Regions from separate parts of the Homo sapiens genome. Here region 2 is linked to region 1. Evidence: read pairs that join two places in POLR2A ChIA-PET (ENCODE). Cell type or tissue: PC-9. All regions are shown on one strand.

What was found. Peaks named below come from ENCODE experiments on the same cell type or tissue, not always from the same donor. Only the 100,000 strongest peaks of a DNase experiment are listed, where the experiment ranks them.
Region 2: POLR2A ChIA-PET joins it to region 1 with 13 read pairs; 4 of 35 experiments call an interaction of 5 or more read pairs at or near these places.

What each region holds. Positions count from the first base shown.
Region 1 is chr5:135,139,002-135,144,001 of GRCh38, forward strand. The region is part of intron 2 of PITX1-AS1 (PITX1 antisense RNA 1); the gene reads left to right. Among named protein-coding and RNA genes, the nearest start is that of EPIST, 100 kb to the left of the region's middle. In PC-9, no CTCF peak of the experiment used is centred here; DNase peaks (open chromatin) are centred at 1,020, 1,950, 2,490 and 3,050; H3K4me3 peaks cover 789 bases; H3K27ac peaks cover 4,453 bases.
Region 2 is chr5:134,913,990-134,918,989 of GRCh38, forward strand. The region is part of intron 2 of PCBD2 (pterin-4 alpha-carbinolamine dehydratase 2); the gene reads left to right. Among named protein-coding and RNA genes, the nearest start is that of PCBD2, 11 kb to the left of the region's middle. In PC-9, CTCF peaks have their summits at 3,305 (motif pointing right) and 3,512; no DNase peak of the experiment used is centred here.

The sequences.
Region 1 (5,000 bases):
TTCCTGTGCCTGGAACCCAAGAAGACATCTGTGGTTCCCTGGGCTAGGAGCTCCCTTGGTGGAGGCTGCCTCATGGATGGGCCACCCATGGTGTTTGGTGGCAGGGTCTCATGGGTCAATGCACACAGCCCAGGACAGAGTGAACAGTGGGATGTGCAGGGCTCGACTGGCCAAGCTGAACTGTTTTCTTGGGTTGTGTTATATTTATTTCCACTAATCTACTCCTCTTGCCTGTTTATACAACACAGAGATCTAATAACATGTATCTGAGGCCAGAGTAAATGAGGAACTTTTTGCAAAGAAGCATAAAAGGAAAGAGATCTTGGAATACCTAGCTAATCTCAGTTGCTGTCTCTGCTCTGAAGCCCTGCCTTTGAAAGCTCTATTTCTCCTCCCATCCTCTGCGAAAGCCAGATGAGACTTCTTGACATTAAGCAAATGCTGGTATACTGACTTTGGTGTGGGGTTTGTACATGTGCCTGTTGAGAGCTGGATCCTTCCCGTGGGTGGATGCTGGCATGGTGGCTCTTCCATCTAAGGATCCATCTGGAAAAGTGGCCGATTTCATCACTTACGTGCCAGGACCTCAGATGCCGAGGCAGGGGAATGCTGCAATCTAAACATTTACATTCTAAAAAATGGGAAATCATCTGCTTCGATATAAATTAGCCAGGGCCTGACGGGTTTATTACATCCTGGAATGCTTTCATGAGGCTTTCAGAGGGGTCCATGGTGCAGGCGCAGGTCTCCAGCTGGGATTGCCTGTGGCATGCTCCTGGGGGGACCCACTTGGAAAACACAGGCAGGGGGCCAACTCTTCCTCAACTTCCCATGGGCTTGTAATGGATTAGAGTGTGAAATGGGAACAAGGACATACAATGCGGGACCCTAGGACAGTGAAGCACCCTGAATGACGAGCTTCTTGAAGCTGATGGGGAGAGGTCGGTCAGGGAAGAGAGGTGGGAGGAGCCAGGTGCACAGGCCCAATCAGAGGCTGTGGATGGAAAGTGGAACAGGAGAAATATGCTCTGGGATTTCACAATAACAGGGTATGTGATATGACTCATTGAGTGGGAAGAGGGCAAAGGAGTGTAGCAAGAAATGTTGAGGAGGGAAGAGTCGTACATCCTCTGGAGGAGTTTTCAGACAAGACTTGGTGTGAGCCCCTGGGGTCAGGGGCTGGATTTGAACTCTGCTGGGTCCCCTAGAGTGGACTGAGCCACCCTCTCTGCAAAGTCCCTAGGACTGGGCCGATGTTCCAAGGAAAGCTGAGTCCTACGCTCAGGAAGTTTGAGATCTCAGTGAATAGGTAGGAAAAATACACAAACATAAACATACATGCCTAACTGTAACAAGTTGTGAACTCATTTATTTTCCCTCCCTTTGTCGTATCTTATATGCACTCACATTTTTCTGTAGGTTTACACAGATATATGTAGAACAGATGCTGAATAACTGATTTTGGAGGAATTTGATTTGATGCTAATGATGAGTGATCTGGGATATCAGCTATTTTTCACTTGTTTGGAGCAAGAACCCTGCTTTGCACAAGGGGTATTATTTTGGTTGATTTTATTCAGAGCAGTGGTTTTCAAACTAGCATGCCTTAGAACCACCTGCAGGGCCTGTTAAAGAAGATCACTGGCCCCCACCCACCCTTGGAGTTTCTGCTTCATTAGGTCTCGGGTGGGTCCTGAAAATTTGCATTTCTAACAAGTCCCAGGTGACTCTGTGTTCCAGGGATCGCACTTGGAGGACAACTGATCAAGAAAGAGAGAAGTGCATGGGCTTTGGTGGGAATCCTTTACACAACTTTGCTGGGTCTGAGAACTTGTGATTCATGCCTTTCAGAGGATGAAAGAGGATTCACGATATCCACGGAACCACTTCCTTGTTTTGAGAAGGAAGCTGGTGCCTCCTATAATATGGGCAGAGCCGGCTTGCTGCCACATGAAGCAGTGCCTGGCTTTGTGGATTTGCAGATTCATTCAGCAGGCATCTGCCAGCATCCACTCTGGGTCCAGCCCTGGGTATGACGTGTCTTCAGCATTGGGGAAGACGCTCAGGCGGAATGGTTCCAGCATCAGTGACTCTAACAAGGGTGGGGGTAGGGTACTTCCTTGTGCCCAGCTGGGCTGCCTGCTGTGGGGGTATGGGGCAGAGACATGACACAGTACTTGGCGTGGGGATGCTGGCTGTCCTCTGTGCCCTCCCCACCTGCTGATCCCTGGCTCCACCTTGGTCTCCAGGAACAGCTCTGTACCCCTCTGGGAAGTCAGATGTTTCCCTTAAAGCTTGTGGGTCCCAGCAGACTCCCCACCCTGAATGTCTTGGCTATCAGACCTCAATCTGTCCCCTACAAACAAGTCCTCCTGCCCTCTGACCTCTGCTCTTGACAACAAACCATGTGTCACAGCATCTGTTTTGCATACATTTGCCACCATTTTCACTGAAGAGTAAACACAGAGCTGGACTTTGGGGACTTGTGGGCGGTTCTTCCTTGAAAATAGGCCAAGCCCAGAGCTTAGAATAGGACAAGGAGGGGCCTACTTGGAGGATCACTGAAGGGGTGCCAGAAGGTGAGTCAGGCCACCTGGGTTCCTGTTACATGATTCAGGCAGGCCCCTCCTTCTCTCTGGCCTCAGTTTCCTCCTCTGTCACATGAGGTGTGATGATGCCTGTCCTGCCCCTTTCCTGTCACGATGGGGAGGCTCCAGTGGGACATGCCCTCAATTTCTCCCAAATGTGCGTGAATTGTTGAGGGCACCTGGGATGCTGAGGGTGTCAGGCGAGCAGGTGGCTCTGAGGTTTGGGGGTGAGGGTGTGGAAGCCTCAGGGAGAGGCAGGGACTAGCTCTGAAGTTTAACATGGCTCTGAGAGATACACTGAGCACCTAGGTTGAAACCTGCAAACTCAGTAAGCCTAGACGGCAGGCCACATTTCTTGACCTCTCTGAGCATCAGCCTCGCCCGGAAAAAGATAAACAATAGTGCCTAGGTCTTGGGGTGACGTCATGTTTACCGGGCACTCGCTATGAGCCAGGCCCTGTATTTGGAGTTCAGTTAGGGGTGAGGATGACGACAGGGCTTATTGGGTGGCTTCAGGTATCAGCTGCAGGAGGCAGGTGGTGCCTTTAGATGAGAGACCTGAACTTCGGCACTCCCAATCATGCCATGCTTCCTACTCAGTCCTGGCTGGCCCCGTGGCTAGTGGGTAGAAGTCAGTAAAAACCCACTGAATGTTTATTAGGCTAAGACTGTGAGGAGGAAAGTTAGGCTCCTCTGGTGCCCTAGTAGTTTTTGATTTTTGTCAAAGGAGTACATATTCATAGCCCAGCAGCAATAAGTTTCTCATGAGAAGCAGCAGCCCCGCTGGGCCCATGGCCCTCCCTGCCTGGTTTCTGCTTTCTATCGGTAACTTTTTAATCCTTTTTTAAATTAAGTTTTTTTTAAAATCCTTTTAGTGTTTTTGATGATTACCATATTTCTTAAAAAGATTACTTATCTCACCTTTTTCTTGATTTTTAAATTTTAGTTATTATCTATTGACTTTCAATTATAGAGGACAGGGAGTAAGTTTTTCATACCAGTTCTCTTCTGACCAAATAGATACCCACACACTCCCCCTTCCCCAAAGCACAGCTGCCTCCAGGCCTCACTGTGCAAATACCCACGGTGGAGCTGTGTAGTGTACTGGAATCACATTTTCATTTTCCTCAAAGATGTTTTGTTTTCCTTGGAATTAGGTGCATAGTATCTGATTTTGTCATTTGCTTAGTTTTCTGTTATTTATTTATCCTCCCATTCTGGCTAAACTGGAGATGTTTTCTGAAGATGTTCAAACACATCAGGTAGTTGTCTCCTTTTTCCCTAGTTGGGAGTTGTTCTCTGGGCCCCGCTACTCATCTGAGTCCTCCCTTCGCCATCATCTGGGGAACCCTGTTGAATCGCCCATTTCCTGAAATCTGTGGCTTTCTCTCTCCATTTACTCCCTCACTTTCAAGACGTGCATCCTCCAGTGTCTTCCAAAGAAAGGGTCCATGGAAGGCAAAATCTTTGAGATCTTGCATGTTTGAAAATCTGTTTTACTTTTTTTTTTCTTTTTTAATGAGATGGGACCTCGCTCTGTCATCCAGGCTGGAGTGCATTAGTGTGATCATAGCTCACTGCAGCCTCGATCTCCTGAGCTCAAGCCATCCTCCTACCTCAGCTTCCTAAGTAGCTGGGACTGTAGGCTTACACCACCACATCCAGCTAATTAAAGTTTTTTTTCATTGAGATGGGGTCTTGCTAGGTTGCCCAGGCTGATCTCAAACTCCTGGCCTTAAGTTATCCTCCTGCTTTGGCCTTCCAAAGCGCTGGGATTCCAACATGAGGCACCATGCCCAGCCTGTTATACTTTTATACTTGATTAATAGTTTGGCTGAATGTAAAGTCCTGTGTTGAAATTACTTTCACTTAGAAACTGGTCTTCCAGCCTCCTGCATGACTGTTGAGAAGTTGCATGCTTCTCTGTGTCCCAGTCTTTGGAACGCAATAATTTCTTTTTTTTAATTTTTACTTTAGGTTCTGGGATACATGTGCAGAATGTGCAGGTTTGTTATGTAGGAAGCACGGCATACATGTGCCATGGTGGTTTGCTGCACCTATCAACCTGTCATCTAGGTTTTAAGCCCCACATGCATTAGGTATTTCTCCTGATGCTCTGCCACCCCTTGCCCCCCACCCCTGATAGGCCCTGGTGTGTGATGTTCCCCTCCCTGTGTCCATGTGTTCCATTGTTCAACTCCCACTTATGAATGAGAACGTGCAGTGTTTTGTTTTCTGTTCCTGTGTTAGTTTGCTGATAACGATGGCTTCCAGCTTCATCCCTGCAAAGGACACGAACTCATCCTTTTTTATGGCTGCGTAGTATTTCATGGTATATATGTGCCACATTTTCTTTATCCAGTCTATCATTGATGGGCATTTGGGTTGGTTCCAAGTCTTTGCTATTGTGAC
Region 2 (5,000 bases), 230 kb before region 1:
TGAGGTACTTATTAGTCATCCAAATGGAGTTATTGGGTTAGGAGGTGGGTGTAAGAGGCTGGAGTTCAGGCTGAGACAGCAGTTTGTGAGTTGTCAGAGGGGATCACTGTGAGAGCATGGTCCAGTTAGGCAGGAGAGGACAGGATCAGATGGGCAGTGGAGGCACAGCGATGATATGTCCATTGTGGTTTAGATGCCAATAGGCCGTTACATTCATCCTGGGAAAAAGAGGGCCATTCTCTCCTGATTGCTTTTGTTTTTTAGTGAGATCATCAATTGAGAGCAAGTAGGGGTGGAAGGGAAGAGTGTTGGAGACCTGGGGAGATAAGAGAAGGAGTGGAATAGTCATTTTGGAGACTAAGATAGTGAAAAAACTTGAGAAACGTGGCTGGTTGCTAAGCAGTTCTCAGTGTCACTACAGATTTGGGGTCAAACATTTAAAGTGAACATTTTGTATGTTTTTTTTCCTGCTGTGTTCCGCTGCTGTGCACAAGCTGGAGTAGATGCAGAGTTGGGCTTAACAAGGACTGAACTTTTGCTAAATGAATGCAATGGAGGAACAGAGGGACAAGGGAAAAAAGGGAGGGACAGAAACGCTGGCCCTTGGAGTCTCGGCAGGGTAGGGAAGTACAGTTGTGATGGGGAGGTGATAGTGATGAGCTGAGAGTGTCATTTGACATCATCTATTTTTTTTTTTTTCAGATGGAGTTTCACTCTTGTCACCCAGTCTGGAGTACAATGGTGCGATCTTGGCTCACTGCAACCTCCACCTCCCAGATTCAAGTGATTCTTCTGCCTCAGCCTCCAGAGTAGCTGGGATTACAGGCGCCCGCCATCATGCCCAGCTAATTTTTTGTATTTATAGTAGAGATGGGGTTTTGCCATGTTGGCCAGGCTGGTCTTGAATTCCTGACCTCAGGTGATCTGCCCGCCTCGGCCTACCAAAGTGTTGGGATTACAGGCATGAGCCACTGCACCCAGTTGACATCATCTTTTTGAAGGGAAATTGAGCAATGCCTATCAACTTTTAAAACTCACATACCAGAGCCGGGCGCGGTGGCTCACATCTGTAATCCCAGCACTTTGGGAAGCTGAGGTAGGTGGATCACGAAGTCAGGAGTTCGAGACCAGCCTGACCAACCTGGTGAAACCCTGTCTCTACCAAAAATACAAAAATTAACCAGGCGTGGTGGCGTGCGCCTGTAATCCCAGCTACTCAGGAGGCTGAGGGAGGAGAATCGCTTGAACCTGGGAGGCGGAGGTTGCAGTGAGCCGAGATCACACCATTTCACTCCAGCCTGGGTGACAAAGCGAGACTGTGTCTCAAAAAAAGAAAAAAAAGGACATATCCATTGTCCTAACCTAGAAATTTATCTTCTAAATATTGTTCTGCATGTATGCAAATAGGATGTATGGGGATGTCTATTAAAGCCTGATGGGCCTCTAATTTTTTTTTTTTTTTTTTTTTTTTTTTTGAGACAGGGTCTAATTCTGTTGCCCAGGCTGGAGTGCAGTGGTGTGGTCATGACTCACTGCAGCCTTGAACTCCCTGGGCTCAGGCGATCATCCCACCTCAGCCTCCTGAGTAGCTGGTACTACAGGTGTGTGCCACCATGCCTGGCTAATTTTTGAATTTTTTTTTGCAGAAAGGGGGTTTCTCCATGTTGCCCAGGCTGGTCTTGAACTCCTGGGCTCAAGTGATCCTCCTGCCTCAGCCTCTCAAAGTATTGGGGTTATAGGCATGAGCCGCTGCACCAGGCCTCTAATTTTTTATTGTGAGCAGCCATTTCCATGAGCATATGCACACCATGGTGAGAACATATCTCCCTTGCTGCAACCCTGCCCTCAGTGGGGTTTAAGGGAGGCCTGTTGTGCTCCATATACTCATAGCAATGGCAGCACCTCTCCTGGCCTGAGCTCTACAGACTGGACAAAGCCACAGTCAGAACTAAAGACACCCTCTCCCTGAAAGAGTGTGACCCACACTTGGTGGTGTCATATTGGAAAAAAATTTGGGGGCCAGGCACGATGGCTCACGCCTGTAATCCCAGAACTCTGGGAGGCCGAGTTGAGTGGGTTGCTTGAGCCAAGGAGTTTGAGGCTAGCCTGGGCAACACAAGGAGACTCCATCTCTACAAAAATAAAAATTAGCCAAGAGTGGTGGCATGCACCTGTGGTCTCAGTTACATGGGAGGGAGGCTAGGGTTGGAGAATCATTTGAACCCAGGAGGTAGAGGCTGCAGTGAGCTGTGATTGCACTACCACACTCCAGGCTGAGCGAAAGTGTGAGACTATCTCAAAAAAAAAATCTTTGCTGAATATAGGGTTAAAAAATTCATTTTGTTTGTATTGCTCAATAGGTTATGAGCATTTTTCAGTTCTTTAGTCTTTTTATTTTTAATACAATTTTCAGGAGTATGATTTTACTTGGTTGGGTGTCACAGTTAAATGATTTGCTAATGTAGTTTGTGTACAGTGGTATCACAAGTTTGCTTTAGTCTTCATTTCTTTTGCTGCTATGAAAAATGAACTATTTTGGAAATATTTCAGTGACCGTGGATGAAAAACCTATTTCTTGAAGCTTTGAGTTATTCCAGGTTTACTATAAGAATAAATAGCCCCCAAAACACATTTGAACTTCTTTTCTCTCAGAGTTTTATTCTAAGGTATGGTTAGTTCCAAATAATCCAAATTCATTGGATAGCTCAGATGGATACAAATACTTGGAGATTATAAGTACGGAGTTTTCAAGGGATTCTCCTAGCATAGGTGGATGAAGTAGCCATAGGTGTCAGTTGCTGTTAGCCTCCTGTTTCCACCCTTGGTGGTGGTACATGGGCTCTGCAGTGCGTCAATGGACAGTATGTTGGTGACAGACAGTGACTCTGTGAGCAGACAGAGCATGGCAGTGGTGGGACTCGAGGCAGGGAGTTTCCACACTAGGAGTGCTTGGACCCAGACAGGGTGGGATTGGCATTTGTAAAGGAACTTTGCTTTTTTGTTGTTCCTGTAGACAGAAGGTGGGAGAGGTCTGCAAGTGACATATAAACTTAGGTGTTTGGTAACTGCAGGATGTCTGTGTTGAAAGAACAAAATGTCAGGTAGAAATGTGGGTGTGAGAGTCCCATAAAGACAGATTTTGTTATGCATTGACATGTATGGGATGAACTGGAAGCTTACAAAATCCGAGGAGATTTTAAGTTTAAAAGTAGGTGCAGAAGGTGAGGCTTTGGAACCTAGGAAATAGCTACTACAGGTGCCAGCAGGTGGAGCCCTCCAGGGCAGGAGCCCAGCCGGGCCAGGCGGCAACACCCCTTTCTGCCCCCCAGAAGGCTGTCCCTGTTCTTTCACTTCTGAATACCTGGGGCTACCCTTGTTCAGCATGGAAATAAGCTCAGGATCAGGAACAGGTAAGCGGCAGTGGCTGGGCGCTTGGGTGAATGATAAATTTTGTGTGTAGGACATGAGGAGTTTCCAATGGTGATTCAGGAGGAAGGGACCAAGCTTTGTGAGAATCAGCGGTGGTTCTCTGCGGAGGAGCTCCTGGGCCCTGTCTGTGCTTTCTTCGGTGGGCCTGCCCAGCAGGGCATTCAGTCATATTGGATGGAATCATATGAGCTGGTTGATATTCAGGGCAAAGTCCAAGCTTTATTGGTTTTGTATCTTGTTCATCACCCTCACCTTTTGGTTGCTGTGCTGCTGCCACTGAAGCTTTCTGGAGCTGCAGCGGGAGGGAGGAGGAGTTCTCTGGGTGCCCAGGCTGGGTTGGTGGTGCTCTGCACATCCTAGCAGCAGTAGCACCATATGTGACTTTGGGGTTCGTAAAATGTTTCTTTTCCTGTGTCCACAGAGACTCCTGTGTAGAGCAGTTCAAAGTTACTTTTGCTGCCTTACTTTATAAAAATGTTTTATTGAGGAATTTGATAATAGGCTTATGGTGAACATTTTGAAACACTTAGTGAAGTCAAAGGCTTGATGATACCAGAAGAAAGACAACTGCTGATGAAAGTCTTAACAATCCTCCACAGAATATTGGTGGAAGTCTCGATAGCTCTCATTGTGAATGAATTAGTTTGGGTTTGATTGTTCTTTGTTGTGCACATCAAAGTTATGAGTGAGTAATGCATCTGTGCACTCTTTAAAGAGGATATTCTACCTGTGGAGGATAGGGAAGCACTCCCAAAGAGGATGCCTGTGGCCTGGGCATCATATAGGTTAGAAAATGTCATTTTGTGCTGGGCATGGTGGCTCACACCTGTAATCCCAGCACTTTGGGAGGCCGAAGCAGGCGGGTCACCAGAGGTCAGGAGTTCGACACCAGCCTGGCCAAAATGGCGAAACCCCTTCTCTACTAAAAATACAAAAATCAGCTGGGCGTGGTAGAAGGTGCCTGTAATACCAGCTACTTGGGAGGCTGAGGCAGGAGAATGGCTTGAACCCGGGAGGCGGAGGTTGCAGTGAGCAGAGATCACGGCACTGCACTCCAGCCTGGGCGACAGAGTACTCCATCTCAAAAAATAAAATAAAATAAAAATTAAAAAATGTCGTTTTGATTTGAAAGTATAAGCTAGTGTTTGTGTGTCTGGCACCAGGTAAAGTGAAAACTCGTATGGCTGTCACACACACTGTTGCATTTAACATGTGCTCATGATTGGCTTTGTAACCACAGCAGACTAGAAACCTGAGAAAGTGTTCATAGTTTTCATTGGAATAGAATAGAGACACTCATATTTTAGCAAACTTTACCTAAAGTGTGAGAAGCTAGTAAAAATATCTGTGTAGTGTTCATGTTGGTGTTCCCTTTGGAGTTCTTCCTGAGCAGGACCACGCTGATGCTCCCAGGAGGTGGCTAGAATGTCAGTGTTGGCGTCCACCAGGGTAGGGAAATAAGAGCCTGAAATGTTATCATTTGGAGCTTTGTTGCTGCTGATTGTGTCGTACAGTAGGTCTAGACCTGGCGTGTATTTGTAAAAGCGCATGCAACAGATAGATGAGGAGAA